2 separate regions of the Homo sapiens genome follow, and region 1 is linked to region 2. The links are chromatin loops, found by intact Hi-C in ENCODE. Cell type or tissue: transverse colon. All regions are shown on one strand. Links, peaks and the distances in the headings refer to the core of each region. The heading gives the core; the rest is flanking DNA. Region 1 holds the start of CNBD2 (cyclic nucleotide binding domain containing 2). Region 2 overlaps CNBD2 (cyclic nucleotide binding domain containing 2).

Region 1 (7,823 bases), core at 1,187-6,186, 67 kb before region 2:
CTGTGAAACCTTTAGGACCAGCTGCTTTTTTCTTTTTAGGTGGTGGTAGTGGTGAGAGACCTCTTTTACAGCTTCTCTACTTCTATGACAATTAATCTATTTAGGCTGGGCGTGGTGGCTCACATCTCTAATCCCAGCACTTTAAGAGGCTGAAGTGGGAGGACTGCTTGAGCCCAGGAGTTCAAGACCAGCCTGGGCAACGTAGTGAGACCAGATCTCTACAAATTAAAAAATTAGTCAGTCATGGTGGTGCACACCTGTGGTCCCAACTACTTGGAGGCTGAGGTGAGAGGATCACCTGAGTCTGGGAAGGTAGAGGCTGCAGTGAGCTGTGATCATGCCACTGCACTCTGGCCTAGGGCATAGAGTGAGACCTTGTCTCCAAATTAAAAAAAAAAAAAAGGAAATAAAATCAGAAAATTAGTCTACTTAAATGGTTTCGGCCGGTCACGGTGGCGGATCACTTGAGGTCAGGAGTTCGAGACCAGCCTGGCCAACATGGTGAAACCCTGTCTTTACTAAAAATACAAAAATTAGCCAGGCACGATGGTGGGTGCCTGTAATCCCAGCTACTCAGGAGGCTGACGCAGGAGAATCGCTTGAACCCAGGAGGCAGAGGTTGCAGTAAGCCAGGGTCGTGCCACTGCACTCCAGCCTGGGCAAAAGAGAGACTCTGTCTCAAAAATAAATAAATAAATAAATAAATAGTTTCTATTGGGGTCACTTTGGTAAATTATTTTTTCCTAAAAGATTATTCATAAAAATCTAGTATTTAAGTGTTAAAAGACTCATTCAAATTCCTAAAAATAACCTCTGTTGAAACATGTCAGTAGGCTAGCTATGGGCGGTGAACTGCCATTTTGCAACCACTAAATAGAGAATTTTTGACCTGAAAGAGGCCCTATGGATCCATACTGGGGGTTGCAAACAGGTAACATGCCTGGCAGATGACTTAATTGTGTGAGGTGAAGACTTTGGTGAATTACAGAGCCAATACCTCAACTAAAGACAAGCAAGTTAATTTTGAGCAATATTTAAACCAAAACACTATGCAGGTCAAATAAAACAGTCTGCAAGTTCACTTGGCACATCACGTGCCATAGCTAGTTTATGGCCTCTGCCAGCCCAGCCTCCTTCCTCATAACCACACCTCCTGAGCATCTCACGTTTTAGCTATGTCTCATGCTCCCTGAACAGACCCTGCTCTTTCTTCATATATCTTTTTTTCTTTTTTTTTTTGAGATGGAGTTTTGCTCTTGTTGCCCAGGCTGGAGTGCAGTGGTGTGATCTCGGCTCACCACAACTTCCGCCTCCTGGGTTCAAGCGATTCTCCTGTCTCGGCCTCCCTAATAGCTGGGATTACAGGCCCGCGCCACCATGCCCGGCTAATTTTGTATTTTTAGTAGAGATGGGGTTTCTCCATGTTGGTCAGGTTGGTCTCAAACTCCCAACCACAGAGTCTATCTCTGTCACCCAGGCTGGAATGCAGTGGCTCAATCTTGGCTCACTGCAGCCTCTGCCTCCTGGGTTCAAGTGATTCACCTGCCTCAGCCTCCCGAGTAGCTGGGACTACAGGCGCCTGCCACCACGCCCGGCTATTTTTTTTTTTTGTATTTTTAGTAGAGATGGGGTTTCACCATGTTAGCCAGGATGGTCTCGATCTCCTGACCTCGTGATCCACCCACCTCAGCCTCCCAAAGTGCTGGGATTATAGGCGTGAGCCACTGCACCCAACCACCTCTTCATATATCTTTTTTTTTTAAGAGACGGAGTCTCACTCTGTTGCCAGGCTGGAGTGCAGTGCCATGATCTCGACTCACTGCAACCTCTGCCTCCCAGGTTCAAACAATTCTCCTGCCTCAGCCTCCCAAGTAGCTGGGACTACAGGTTCCCGCTATAAAGCCCAGCTAATTTTTGTATTTTTAGTAGAGACAGGGTTTCATCATGTTGGCCAGGATGATCTCAATCTCTTGACCTCGTGATCTGTCCACCTTGGTCTCCCAAAGTGCTGGGATTACATACGTGAGCCACCATGCCCGGCCTCATATATCTTTCATAGCTTTATTATAGCAAGACTTTCTCTGAGGATTTTACTTCCCCACCATATTGTGAACTCCTGGTAAGCAGGGACCACATCTTATTCACCTTCATATGCTTTGTAAGCATTTGTTGTATAGCTTTTATAATCAGCAAAACAATAAGAATCTTCTCTCTCCCTCTCTCTCTTTTTTTTTTTTTTTTTGAGACGGAGTCTCATTCTGTCACCTAGGCTTGAGTGGTGCAATCTTGGCTCACTGCAACCTGCGCCTCCCAGGCTCAGATGATGCTCCCGCCTCAGCCTCCCGAGTAGCTGGGATTACAGGTGCATGCCACCACACTGGGCTAGTTTTTGTATTTTTAGTAGATACTGGGTTTCACCATGTTGGACGAGCTGGCCTTGAGCTCCTGACCTCAGGTGATCCACCCGCATCAGCCTCCCAAAGTGTTGGGATTGCAGGCATGAGCCACCGCGCTTGGCCGAATCTTCTCATAAATTGTTTGTGGAATTGAATCGAACTCCATTTTATACATTATGAAAATGAGGCCCCAAGTAGTTAAGTGACTTACCTAAGATCACATAGGAATAGGACCAGTGCTCTTTTTGGCATTCTACCCTGTAATAGTTACAGTTATAAAATCAGGAACTGTAAGAGAAATGAAACTTTCTTAGTTTCTAGAACTGACTTAAATGTGTGACTCTGAATCCCCAGCCCACCTCCTTGCAGATAATTGAATTTAGGATGTCTTCAGGTAAATTGAGATCCAATCCAGTAATTTTGAGTGGATATAATTTCAGGCTTATTGATTCATCTTGGGCCCATTCATAGCTCTCCAAACTTCCTGCTTCTTCTTCCCCAAAGCTGATCTAATTCCTAGAGAAATTGTACAACCACAGCTGGCAAGAGGTGAGGTTGGCAGTAAACATTTTTGGGGTCTCATCAGGTCGTACTGGCATCATCTGATGCCCCTTGTGAGCCTGGATACTTTCCTTGTCACTCTTGGATCCTCAGGCAGTTCAGAGGACTGACGGGACACCCTTCCTGCCTATAGCCATCTCCTACCATCTCTCTTGCTTTCTCCAGGCCCAGTTGTTTCTTTCAGAAGCCCCCTACACTTTTGAAGGGGATCCTCTTATATTTCCTTCCTTAAGACTAGGTTTGCAGTGGGGGAGGCAAAAACTCCATACCTCATCTCTCTGTCTCTCTTTCTAAAACTTTCTCTTCTTTCTCTCTCTGAATTCTTTACATCTTTTCTCATGGTATGGGGGAAAAACCAGTTTTGTCCCTTCTCACCTCTGTGTGTGATTACTGTCCCACCCCAAGAGTGGCCTTTGTCTTTCTTCTCAGCTGTCCAGCCATCTTTGCTGAACTCAGTGTCCTTCTGTCTACCTATCAGTTGGAGGAGAGTTAACAGATATACCCCACGGGATAGGAATGGCAGAGCAGGTGATGCTTGAAATCACAGTTTTCTACTGAGGATCCTGGTGCAAGAGCAAATTGAGATACTCAATTGTCATCTTTAATAGAAAAAAGCACTTTAGAGCCTATATTTTTCTATATCTTTAGAAGGACTCCAGAGATTTGAGTTCTAGTCACCAAGTTCCATTCAATATTTGACACTTGATTTGGGTGAGGTCTTCTGTTTTGCTGAGTTTTTTTTTTATTGTCCTGATTTAACCAGACTTATGGGACAGTACTATGCACCCACGTTCCAGGGCCTCCAAGTTCTAAGTCTCAGAGTGGTCCCTGGGCTAAGGTGCTGGATGAACCTACTCCCAGCCTAGAAGCCTCCCGCTGTAACAAAGTACACCCATTTTTCTATGAGATAGAGAATGAGTTATCTTTTTAAATCATCTTTTTCTTCTTTCTCTTTTGTGTTTTTCTTCTGTTCCCCACTTCCTACTTAGCTGATTAGAAATGCAGTTATAACCTTTTGCTTTCCCTTCACCAGACACTCCTAGAGCAAGTGTATCTGTGTGCTTACTTAAAAGCTCCAGAGTAGAAACCTCTCCCACCAGATTGCCTTGAGAGACAATAGTCAATTTACAACCAAAAGTATGCCTGCCAGGAAACTCTGCCCCACCTGGAGAGTATCTCGAGACAAGGCCACTTTACAACCTAGTTCTGCCCAAGATGGTGGCAGCTCGACCAGGCGGTAGATAAGGCACCAAAGTGAGTCATGGAGACTCCCACCTGCTCATTCCCTCCTCTGCATGCCATTTATGCCAATTCCCCCTCCCGCTTTTTTTTTTTTTTTTTTTTTTTTTTTTGAGACAGAGTCTTGCTCTGTCGTTCAGGCTGGAGTGCAGTGGCACAATCTTGGCTGACTGCAACCTCTGCCTCCCGGGTTCAAGTGATCCTCCCACCTCAGCCTCCCGAGTAGCTGGGATTATAGGTGCCCACCACCTCACCCGGCTAATTTTTTTGTATTTTTAGTAGGGATGGGGTTTCACCACATTGGCCAGGCTGGACCAGACCTTGCTTCTGTTAATTGGATGCTACAAATGGAGAGCAAGTGTACCTGACATTTAGCTACACTGCTTTCTTAAAAAAAAAAAAAAAAAAAAGGCCCTGGCCAGGAGTGGTGGTTTATGCCTGTAATCCCGGCACTTTGGGAGGCTGAGGTGGGTGGATCACTTGAGGTCAGGAGCTTGAGACCAGCCTGGGCAACGTGGTGAAAGCCTGTCTTTACTAAAAATACAAAAATCAGCCGGGCATGGTGGCACACGCCTGTAATCCTAGCTACTTGGGCGGCTGAGGCAGGAGAATCACTTGAATTTGGGAGGCAGAGGTTGCAGTGAGCTGAGATTGGGCCACTGCACTCCATCCTGGGAACAAAGTGAGACAGTGTCTCAAAAAACAAAAAAGCCCTATCTTTGCAGGACAGGTGAGCCCCCAAATTGAGACTTAGCTTAGGAGAGTTCTTGGCTTTGCCCAAGGAAGGAATTCAAGGGTGAGCCAGTGGTGTTAGACAGCAATCTTTTATTGAATAGTGCTTCTCCTTGTGGGGCAGGGCTAACTCATGGGCAATGAATCCGGAGTCGATACCCAGTGTATGAGATGTTGGCAACTGTATTTATGCTCATCTCTAATCCCTTCTCAGCCTTTTGGCTGAGATCAAGTGTAGTATACGCATTCCTACCCACTTTCAATCACATGCAAATTAAGGGGCAGGCTAATGCAAATTAAGGGGCAGGTTAATGCAAATTAAGGAGTGGGTTTTTAGAGTTTTCTAGGAAAGAGGTAGCAACTTCCTGGTCATTGCCAAGACATTTGTACACTGTCATGGCACTGGTAGGAGTGTCTTATGTTAATGAGGGATGGGGACAGCTAGGGGGTCCTAGATCCTGTTTTGGTCAGCAGGGTTGTGCCATTCTCCTGTCTCACCAGGACTCTGGCAGCCATTTAGCTACTTTGAGCCCCAGTCTCCTATGTATGGAGTTGAGTAAAAGTTTGGGTGGTTGTGAGGATTAGCTGAGATAATGCCTGTGAGTATCCCATAAATGTTAGACTCCCACATTCCAATCCCTGTGTCCCCTGCCTCCAGAATCTTTCATTGTGACCTTAGGAGATTCTGAGAATGATTTTTCTCAGAGCAGGGCTTCCAGTAGCTGATGGTATGGTAGGAGGAGTGGAGTGGAGCTCTTGCCTTGTTACTGAGGAAATCTATTTGTTTCTAGTATTACTGGATTTTTGGGGAAAAATTTGTAGTCCTCCCCTTGAAAGGCAAAGGGGCTAGTTGTGCCATTTGCCTGCACAGGAACCATGAGGAGACATATGGTAACTTATGCCTGGCAGCTCCTGAAGAAGGAACTGGTGAGGAGGGGCAAGGGCCCTGGGAGGGAAGAGCAGAAGACTGAACAGACAGGTGTTTTGAGGAAGGTCGATGCAGGTGTAGGAGGGGTCTTGGATGAATGGTGGCCATCCTGTACCTTTTGGAGTCACAGCATGGCACAAAGGAGGGACCCCTGCCCTGTAGCCTACCAGCCCCCCACACTGGGCAAGCCATAAGCCACACTCAGAGCCACTGAGTCCTGTTCTGTACCCACTCTTCCTGCTATTATGAGATCCAGAGAGAACGAGGGAGGATAGAGTCAGGGTAGCAACATTGAGTCATAGGTTAAGCTTGTGAACTCTGGAGCCAGACTACCTAGGTTTAAATCCCTATCACCTATTAGTCATGTGACCCCAGGCAAGTTGCTTGGTTTGCTGTGCCTTTATTTTCTCCTCTGTAAAGTGAGATGATAATACTAGTACCTACTGCATAAATTTACTGATTAAATGATTTACATATCAGAATAGTGCTTTGGATAATGCCTGACAATAGTAAATTGTACTCAGTAAGTATTAATTTTATTCATAAAGTACCTTTCCCCATATTTCCATAGATATCTAATTTTTAAGAAATAGAACATTACAGGTGTAGGGAAAGCTCTTTACCATCCCATGCCCCTTTATTTCTCTTTAATAGTAACCACTTTCCTGAAGTTGGTGTCACCCTTCCTGTTTATATTTTTATATATTATCACATGTGTATGTATCCATAAACAATATATAGTATGTGGCACACTGTTTAAAAATGATACCATAAATAGCATCATAGTTCTTTTTTCCCACTCAAAATCATTTCAGCTTTATCCACATTGACACACACAGACTTAGTGCTGTGTTCAATCCTGTGACTGAACCATAATGTATTGATCCCTTCGATCCCTACTAATGAACATTTGTTTTCAGCCATTCACTGTTACACACAATGTTGCCATGATTACCCTCATGGCTATCCCCTTGTACATGTATGTTTCTCTGAAGAGGACATATAAAGTACATACAATTCTTCCATTGTGAAGTACACACATCCTCAACTTTATATAATGTTGCCAAATTGCTCTTCAACATGGTTGTACCATGTTTCCCAGTTCCCAGTGATAAGTGCAAAATAGTATCATGTTATTACTTTAATTTCCATTTCCATTATTTCTAGCAATGTTAAAAATGGTTTCACAATTTGGCTGGGGCATGAAGGCTCATGCCTGTAATCCCAGCACTTTGGGAGGCTGAGGTGGAAGGATCACTTGAAGCCAGAGTTGGAAACCAGCCTGGGCAACAAAGTGAAACCCCCTCTTTACAAACAATGTAAATATAAATACAAATGAATAAAAACAATATTTTCACAATTTATAGGTAATTTGAACTTTCCCTTTGAATTACCTTTGCTCATTTTGCTATTGGGTTATTTGTATTTTTCTTTTGATTTGTAGGATTACAAAAAATAAATTTTGGATCGTAATCCTTTGTTGATTATATGCATAGTAAGTATATTTTTCCAGTCTGTAGTTCGTTGTCTCACTTTGTTTATGATACACTTTAAAAAGAACATTCTCTTTTTTCCTTTGTTTGTTTTTATTTATTTTTTTGAGACAGAGTCTCACTCTGTTGCCCAGGCTGGAGTGCAGTGGCGCAATTTCAGCTCACTGCAACCTCCACCTCCCAGGTTCAAGTGCTCCTGGTGCCTCAGCCTCCTGAGTAGCTGGGATTACAGGCGCCCACCACCACGCCCGGCTAATTTTTGTTTTTTTTAGTGCAGATGGGATTTCACCATGTTGGCCAGACTAGTCTCAAACTCCTGGTCTCAAGTGATCAGCCCACCTTGGCCTCCCAAAGTGCTAGGATTGCAGGCATGAGCCATTGTGCCAGAGCTGTTTGTTTGTTTGTTTGTTTCATTTTGTTGTTGTTGTTACAGGGTCTTGCTCTGTTACCCAGGTTGGAGTGCAGTGGCACGAT
Region 2 (7,823 bases), core at 1,129-6,128:
TTTTTTCTTAAGCCAATCTCTATGGATCAAAGTTGACTTTATCTTTGTCGATATAATCTGGCTGGAAGAATGAATGTTCTGACTTGTTAATGATGTATTCAGCTTGTCTGCTTAGGTAAGAGAGTACAGGTGAGTTAGTTGAAGCTTTATACCACCTTGCCTTGCTGTGGTCTCAGGAGGCCTCAGTCCTTCTTCCACCTTCCTCAGCCGCACTTACTATGAGGTGAGGGGGAGGGCAGAGCCAGACCACCATGGCCAGTCCAAGGCAGCCACCAGTCTACCTCCTGTCTCTACAGACCTGCCTGTGCTGGACATCTCACGTAAACCGAATCATGTAATATGTATATACCACACTTTATCCATTTATCAATATAAAATGATTAAGGAGCTATTTTACTTTCTAAGTTCTGTGTTCTAAGTCTGTGAAATCTGGTGTGTATTTTACACTCACAGCACATCTCTATTTCAGACTGGCTGCATTTCAGGTACTCAGTAGCTACAGGTGGCCCATTGCTACTACATGAGACAGCACAGGCCTAAGGGAAGAAAACTGTGGAAAGGGAAAGGGTGCAGAAGGAGAGTCTGGGAGGGTCAGAGAAGCAGAATGAAGCGCCACATGCTTAGGGAGGGGAGAGTGGCAGGAGGCAAGGCTGGAGGGGCGGGACTGGCATGAGAACCTCGGCTTCTGTGCCTGCCCTTTAGTGATGAAGATATGTGCCAGAAGTTCCTCCAGCAGAACAGCTGGAATATCTTTCGGAAGGACCTGTTGCAGCTGCTCGTGGAGCCTTGCCAAAGTCAACTGTTCACTCCAAACCGGCCCAAGAAGAGAGAGATCTACAACCCTAAGTCTGTGGTCCTGGATTTGTGCAGCATCAACAAGACGACTAAACCTCGTTATCCTATTTTTATGGCACCCCAGAAATACCTCCCCCCATTGAGGATTGTCCAAGCCATCAAAGCACCTCGGTACAAAATCCGAGAACTCTTGGCTTAGTGTAAGAGCACAGGGGTCCTTATTTAGGACAAATAAAGGATGGTGGATTGGGCGCTGTGCTTTCTGAATGACCACCATGGGAGCTGTGGGACTTGGAGGAAGGGGGCCTGGAGGGCTGAGCTGTGGGTCCACAGAGGTGTTTGGGGGACAGCAATGGGGGCACAGTCTCCCTTGATGCTTGAGGGCTGGGCTGAGTGAATGGATGGTCAGAGGCTGTGTGTGGACGGGTTAATCATTGGGCATAGGTTCAGGGTAGGAGGGTCTTGTCTGATAAGCTGGATGTGGGGGAGGCTCAAATCAAAGTGGTCAAGACTAGGGTTGCAAATGCCTTCCAAGGCCACACAGGTCATCTAAAGGAGGGCAGCAGAAGGGCTGGGAAGGCAACGGGGAATGGTGGAGATGCTGGGGCCCACTGTGTAAGTTCCCCATCCAGATGGGGCAGCTGCCCCTTAGCCCAGTCAGTTGCTGCCCTGTCAGAAAATAATTCGGGCCTCATATCGTCAGTCTGTAGATTCTTCAAGAGAATCAAGAAATTCAATATTTTAGATGATTCCTACCAGTTTTTAAACATGAGCAACTAATTCAGATTGTTTTCAAATAGTGTCAAACAAAACACACATGGGCCTGCAGGTGGTGGGCTGGGTCCCTGTCAGAGAGTGGAAGTGAGGCTGCGACTGATTGGGAGGAGGGTACAGGAGCCAGAGAGACGCTGATGGGACAGCATGACAGGAGCAGGCATCAGGTCCAGGATGAGGAGTGAGTAGCTGTGATAGAGGAGGTGGAGACAAGGAGGCTGCAGAGTCTGAACGAAAGAGGGCTCCTCACTCTCTCTGCTGGGTCTTTAATCTGGAGCTGCCCAACACTGATCTGGGCCTACAACTCAGGGTTCCTGTCTCCAGCAGCCTCAGCACCACAGACCAAGCTCCAGACACCTCTTTCCCTTCGAGAACCCCATAGGTTAGCCTGAGAGCACTGAGGAGCCTGGCGGAGGCCATGGCGGCACAGGAGCCTGCCCGCTTCCAAGTCCCCCACCCTGTCCCTGGCAAGGCATAGACTCTGAGGAATGCCTGGGCGTTGAGCTGGGCACCAGGAGCTCTGGCAGTCCCAGGTGTGCTTGTGTCTCACTGGACCCTCTTGAGCACTTTGATTCCCTTATCTGTACCTCAGTTTCCCCAGTGGTGAAATGAGCAAGTTGGACAAGATCAATGGCTTTCATGAATGGGGGTGATCTAGTTTGAAAAGCATATTCAACATTATAGTTTTGTTTGTTGAATTTATTTTTTATTTTGAGACAGGGTCTTGCTCTGTTGCCCAGGCTGCAGTGCAGTGGCACGATCATAGCTCACTGCAGCCTCGAACTCTTGGGCTCAAGCAATCCTCCTGCCTTAGCCTCCAAAGTAGCTGGGAGTACAGGTATGCACCATCACGTAGGGCTAATTAAAAATTTTTTTTTGTAGGGACAGGGTCTTACTGAATTGCTCAGGCTGGTCTCAAACTCCTGGCCTAAAGTGATCCTCTCACCTTGGCCTCCCAAAGTGCTGAGATTTCAGGTATGAGCCTGATACGATTTGGCTGTGTCCCCACCCAAAATCTTATCTTGAATTGTAATAATCCCCATGTGTGAAGGGCAGGACCGGGTGGAGATAATTGAATCATGGGGGCAGTTTCCCCATACTGTTCTCATGATAGTGAGTGAGTTCTCACGAGATCTGATGGTTTTATAAGGGGCTTTCCCCTTCGCTCAGCTCTCATTCTCTCTCCTGCTGCCATGTGAAGAAGGATTTGTTTGTTTCCCCTTCTGCCACGATTCTAAGTTTCCTGAGGCCTTCCCAGCCATGCGAAACTGTGAGTCAATTAAACCTCTTTTCTTTATAAACTACCCAGTCTCAGGTATGTCTTTATTAGCAATGTGAGGACAAACTCATACAGAGCCACTACACTGGAACTCTGTTGAATTTAAAAGAAAGCCGTTTTCATATTGCATACCAGAAAAGAAGTATGAAATTTTTCTCTCTGAAGGGGGTGTGGACGTAAAGGGTAAAGAAGCAGTGGACTTACAGATCTTCACTTCCCTGATAGCTCCAGAATCAAGGAGTCAGGGATATCTGCAGCAGTCCTGGAAAGGTTGACTGTGACCTACAAGGACAAGGGGTCACTGTTTTGGGACCAAGTAAGTTGGGGTGTCTGACCATATTTAGGTATCCTTTTGCATTTAGGGCTGTGGCTCCAAGATGATGGTGTGGGCTTCTTATTCATCCATTTGAAATTTATTTATTTATTTATTTATTTTTGGAGAGAGTCTTGCTTTGTCGCCCAGGCTGGAGCACAGTGGTGCAATCTCAGCTCACTGCAACCTTCCGGATTCAAGCGATTCTCGTGTCTCAGGCTCTCAAGTAGCTGGGACTACAGGTGTGTGACATCAGGCCTGGCTACAGACCTGGCTAATTTTTTGTATTTTTAGTAGAGATGGGGTTTTGCTGTGTTGCCCAGGCTAGTCTCAAACTCCTGAGCTCAGGCAATCCACCTGTCTTGGTACTTCCAAAGTGCTAGGATTATAGGCGTGAGCCACTGTGCCCAGCCTTGAAATTTATTTATTGAGCACTGCAGAGAGAGTCAAAGGTTGGATAAGATGCATTTTCTGTTGCCTTTTATTTTCTTGGCTAGGGGTCACCAAACTCCTTTTAAATTTTATGTTTTTAAATTTATTTTTGAGACAGGGTCTGTCTCTGTCACCCAGGCTAGAATGCAATGGCATGATCATAGCTCACTACAGCCTCAAACTCCTGGGCTCAAGCGATCATCCTGCTTCAGCCTCTTAAGTAGCTGGGATTACAGGTGTGCACTACCATGCCCGACTAATTTTTTTTTTTTTTTTTTTTTTTTTTGTAGAGGCAGGGCCTTGCTGTTCTGTTCAGATTAGTATCAAACTCCTGGCCTCAAGTGATCCTCCTGCCTCAGCCTCCCAAAATGCCAGGATTACAGGTGTGAACCACTATGCCCAGCCCAAACTCTTTATGTAAGGGGTCACATGTTGAGCACTTATTACGTGACAGTCACCTTGCTGAGCATCTGACTGTGGAGTTCAGTGACCTGCAGGCTCTGCCACTTAATGGCTGTTGAGGATTAAAAGAGGTGGTATGTGTATAACAAGGTGGAAGATTTTTTTCACCAAGATCTCTGGGTCCTGCTTCCTGGGAAATAAGAAAATGCGGCCAGGCACGGTGGCTCACGCCTGTAATCCCAGCACTTTGGGAGGCCGAGGTGGGCGGATCACGAGGTCAGGAGATCAAGACCATCCTGGCTAACATGGTGAAACCCCGCCTCTACTAAAAATACAAAAAATTAGCTGGGCGTGGTGGCGGGCGCCTGTAGTTCCAGCTACTTGGGAGGCTGAGGCAGGAGAATGGCGTGAACCTGGGAGGTGGAGCTTGCACTGATCCGAGATTGCACCACTGCACTCCAGCCTGGGCGATGAGTGAGACTCCGTCTCAAAAAAAAAAAAAAGAAAAAGAAAATGCTTCCAGAATAACAGGCAGAACATGTTTTTTAGGGCAGTAATGGGTGAGAAAATAGCCTGGAAGAGCAACTGAGGATGAGGGTACTGAGAAGGGAGAGAGACTCTGGGCTGGGCTTCAGGAGGTCTTGAGGGGAGCTGAGGAAGAGCAAAGTTCCTGAAGCCACTATGTGACAAAAGAACTTGAGAAGGAGAAATGTCTGAAGAGGACTTCAAGGAGTCCTCTGTGCTTTTCTGTGCATTGAGAATGTGTCCCTCTTTGGCATTTGTTTGAGAAACCAAGTGAACATTTGAATAGAATTATAGAATTAGGCAGTACTGCTGTCTCTTTGAATCCAGTAACCAAGCAGGGAGTGGGCAGCAAGAGATGCTTATTATATTCAGCATATGGTGTAAAGTCCCTGGCATGGTAAGTGCTCAGCACTCGCTAAGTGTCATTCACGTCTTTTAGACCAAGGTCAATTTGATCATCTAGAAACTCTCTTCCCCCTTCAGTGGAATAGGAAACTGAGACTTTGGAAGTCTGAGCCCTCATAATCAGTGATAAAGGCCATCACTGAGTGGATTGGGGTAGGAGGAGCCTGAATGACTTCTCGCCTAACCCCCACACTCTTATCTAGGTGAAGGAGCTCATGGGAACATGAACGGGCAGCCTCTCAGGGGAGAGTGGAGACAGGGCAGCAAACCATACCAAGCACTGTGTGGGGGGGGTACTGTTTGGAAAAAGAATGAGTGGGACAGTGAGGGGAATGTAGGGCAGGGGGAGGTGGGACTTGTGTGTGAGCCTAGCTTCCAGGCTGTGAGCTGCAGAATGAGCGCCGGTTCTCAAGGTTCCCTTTCCCCAGCACACACACACACACATATACATACACACATATATACACACATACACATGCATACACACATATACACATACACATATACACACATACACATATATACACACATATACATAAATACACATATACACACACGACACACATACACATACACACATACACATACACACATACATACATACACATGCAATAACATGGGATCAGATTCAGGCAGGATACTGGGTGTGCTGGCTCACGCCTGTAATCCTAGCACTTTGGGAGGCTGAGGCAGGAGTTCAAGACCAGCCTGGGAAACATAGTGAGACCCTGTCACTACAAAAAATACAAAAATTAGCCATCCATGGTGGTGCATGCCTGTAGTCCAAGCTACTTAAGGGAGCTGAGGTGGGAGGATTACTTGAGCCGAAGAGGTCAAGGCTGCAGTGAGCCATGATCATGCCACTGTACTCCAGCCTGGGTGACAGAGTGAAACTCTCTCTCAAAAAAAAGGGAAAAGAAAGAAAAAAGAATCAGGCAGTGGGCAGTGGAAGACATGACATGAGCATTTACCTGGGAGAGGAGTTCACTCAGAAGGAGTAAATATGATACCCCCTGGCACAAGTGTTTGGAACAAATGACATTTTCAGTGCTGCAGAGGTCCTCACTGCCACCTAGGCACAGATCCAAGGGTCCCGGAAGCCCGGGGTGATCTGCCATGCCTAAGAAGCCAGGGAGAGGGCCCCAGGCTCAGGTATGGAGTACCTGGTGTGTGCCAGGCATTATGTGAGGCACTCTACAGAGGCCATCACTTACTCTGAAACTATTTCCTGGCAGCTAACTGGATGGCAGCATCCATTTGAGAGATGAGGAGCCTGAGGCCCCGAAGGCAAAGCTCACTCAGCTACCAGGTGGTGGTTCCAGAAAATCCAGGAAAACCACAGCCCAGCACCCTCCTAGTTAATCAGCATTGAAGTGTGTGGACAGTTACACCACCGTTACTCATCTATCCCAAATGAGCCACCTATTTTCAAAAAAGGAAGTCTGCACACACAGCCCTGAAACTGTGCTGGGGAGAATATAATTGCCCTCTGGAATTATTTTCCATATGTAAATAAGCATAGTCATACTTAGAGAGGCAAGCCCAAGCTGCTTGAGCCAAAAATATAGCCCCTAGTGCTAAAAGCTTCCACTGTTTGGGGGAAAAATAAAAAAAACCCACTTGAAAAATAAACACAGGACACATTACCAGCGTTTGTTATAGGTAGTGTTTAAGGTCCCAACTTGGGGTTGGAAGAAAGGCATTGTTTAAATCTTCTATTCCGGTGGGGCGCGGTGGCTCATGCCTGTAATCCCAGCACTTTGGGAGGCTGAGGTGGGCGGATCACAAGGTCAGGAGTGCGAGACCAGCCTGGCCAACATGGTGAAACCGCATCTCTATTAAAATATAAAAAAAAATTAGCTGGTGTGGTGGCGGGCACCTGTAACCCCAGCTACTCGGGGGACTGAGGCAGGAGAATCGCTTGAACCCAGGAGGCAGAGGTTGCAGTGAGCCAAGATTGCGCCACTGCACCCCAGCCTGGGCGACAAGAGCAAGACTCCATCTCAAAAAAAAAAAAAAAAAGAAAAGAAAAGAAAAAAAAAAAGAAAAAAGAAAAGTCTTCTATTCCTTTCATATAACTCCTAGGAAAGTCTTACCTTCCAGTTAAGGGGTGAAATGGGTCACTTTGCTCATCTGCAAGGCTACATCATAGGGAAATACTTTCAGGGCAGTACACGTACAGGCCATTTTACCATGATGCCTTTCTACTGCTGGGGGATTTATGGGGCTTAACTGCAAGGGTGCTGAGTTGCTGAATTTGTAATCACTGGTCCAGAGCAAACAATGAGGATGAGTAGCAGTTTCTAGGTGGCTGATAAGCAGGATCAAAGCATAAACAAAGGTTTTTCATGGCTGCTGCCAAACTGTGGGCCTTGGGGACAGACACTGGAGGGCTGGGGCAGTGAGAGGTAGCAGAGTTCAGATGTGTGCTGTGTGACTCTCCGCCAGGCTCCATCCCTTTCCTGAGCTTCATGCCTAGCATCTGTGCAATTCCAGGGGTCCAGCGGGTGTTCTGCACACATAGCCCCCACCCCAGGGGCTGAGCAGGGCCCCACCCGCCTCTCTTGTTTTGTCCTCACCTATCTCGTACTTCCAAAACCACCCACCCCCAACAGAAAGTCAGGATCAAGAAAGTGGATTATTGAGGCTGGGCGCAGTGCTTATGCCTGTAATCCCAGCACTTTGGGAGGCCGAGGTGTGCAGATCACCTGAGGTCGGGAGTTCAAGGCCAGCCTGACCAACATGGAGAAACCCTGTCTCTACTAAAAATACAAAAATTAACCGGGCGTGGTGGCACATGCCTGTAATCCCAGCTACTCGGGAGGCTGAGGCAGGAGAATCACTTGAACCCGGGAGGTGGAGGTTGTGGTGAGTCGAGATTGTGCCATTGCACTACAG

Evidence for each region. A loop is a pair of places that touch in the nucleus more often than their neighbours do. Peaks named below come from ENCODE experiments on the same cell type or tissue, not always from the same donor. Only the 100,000 strongest peaks of a DNase experiment are listed, where the experiment ranks them.
Region 1: a loop joins it to region 2, with 12 times the contacts of the local background. A loop is called at or near these places in 1 of 110 quality-filtered maps.

Annotation. Positions count from the first base shown.
Region 1 is chr20:35,962,959-35,970,781 of GRCh38, forward strand. CNBD2 (cyclic nucleotide binding domain containing 2) reads left to right here and starts at 5,632. Exons shown (of 12, transcript NM_001365709.1): 1 at 5,632-5,855. The coding sequence starts at 5,805. It also overlaps the pseudogene LOC124904982. In transverse colon, for the core only: no CTCF peak of the experiment used is centred there; a DNase peak (open chromatin) is centred at 4,153.
Region 2 is chr20:36,029,655-36,037,477 of GRCh38, forward strand. CNBD2 (cyclic nucleotide binding domain containing 2) reads left to right here. Exons shown (of 12, transcript NM_001365709.1): 12 at 703-1,046. The coding sequence ends at 994. Among named protein-coding and RNA genes, the nearest start is that of NORAD, 17 kb to the right of the region's middle. In transverse colon, for the core only: no CTCF peak of the experiment used is centred there; no DNase peak of the experiment used is centred there.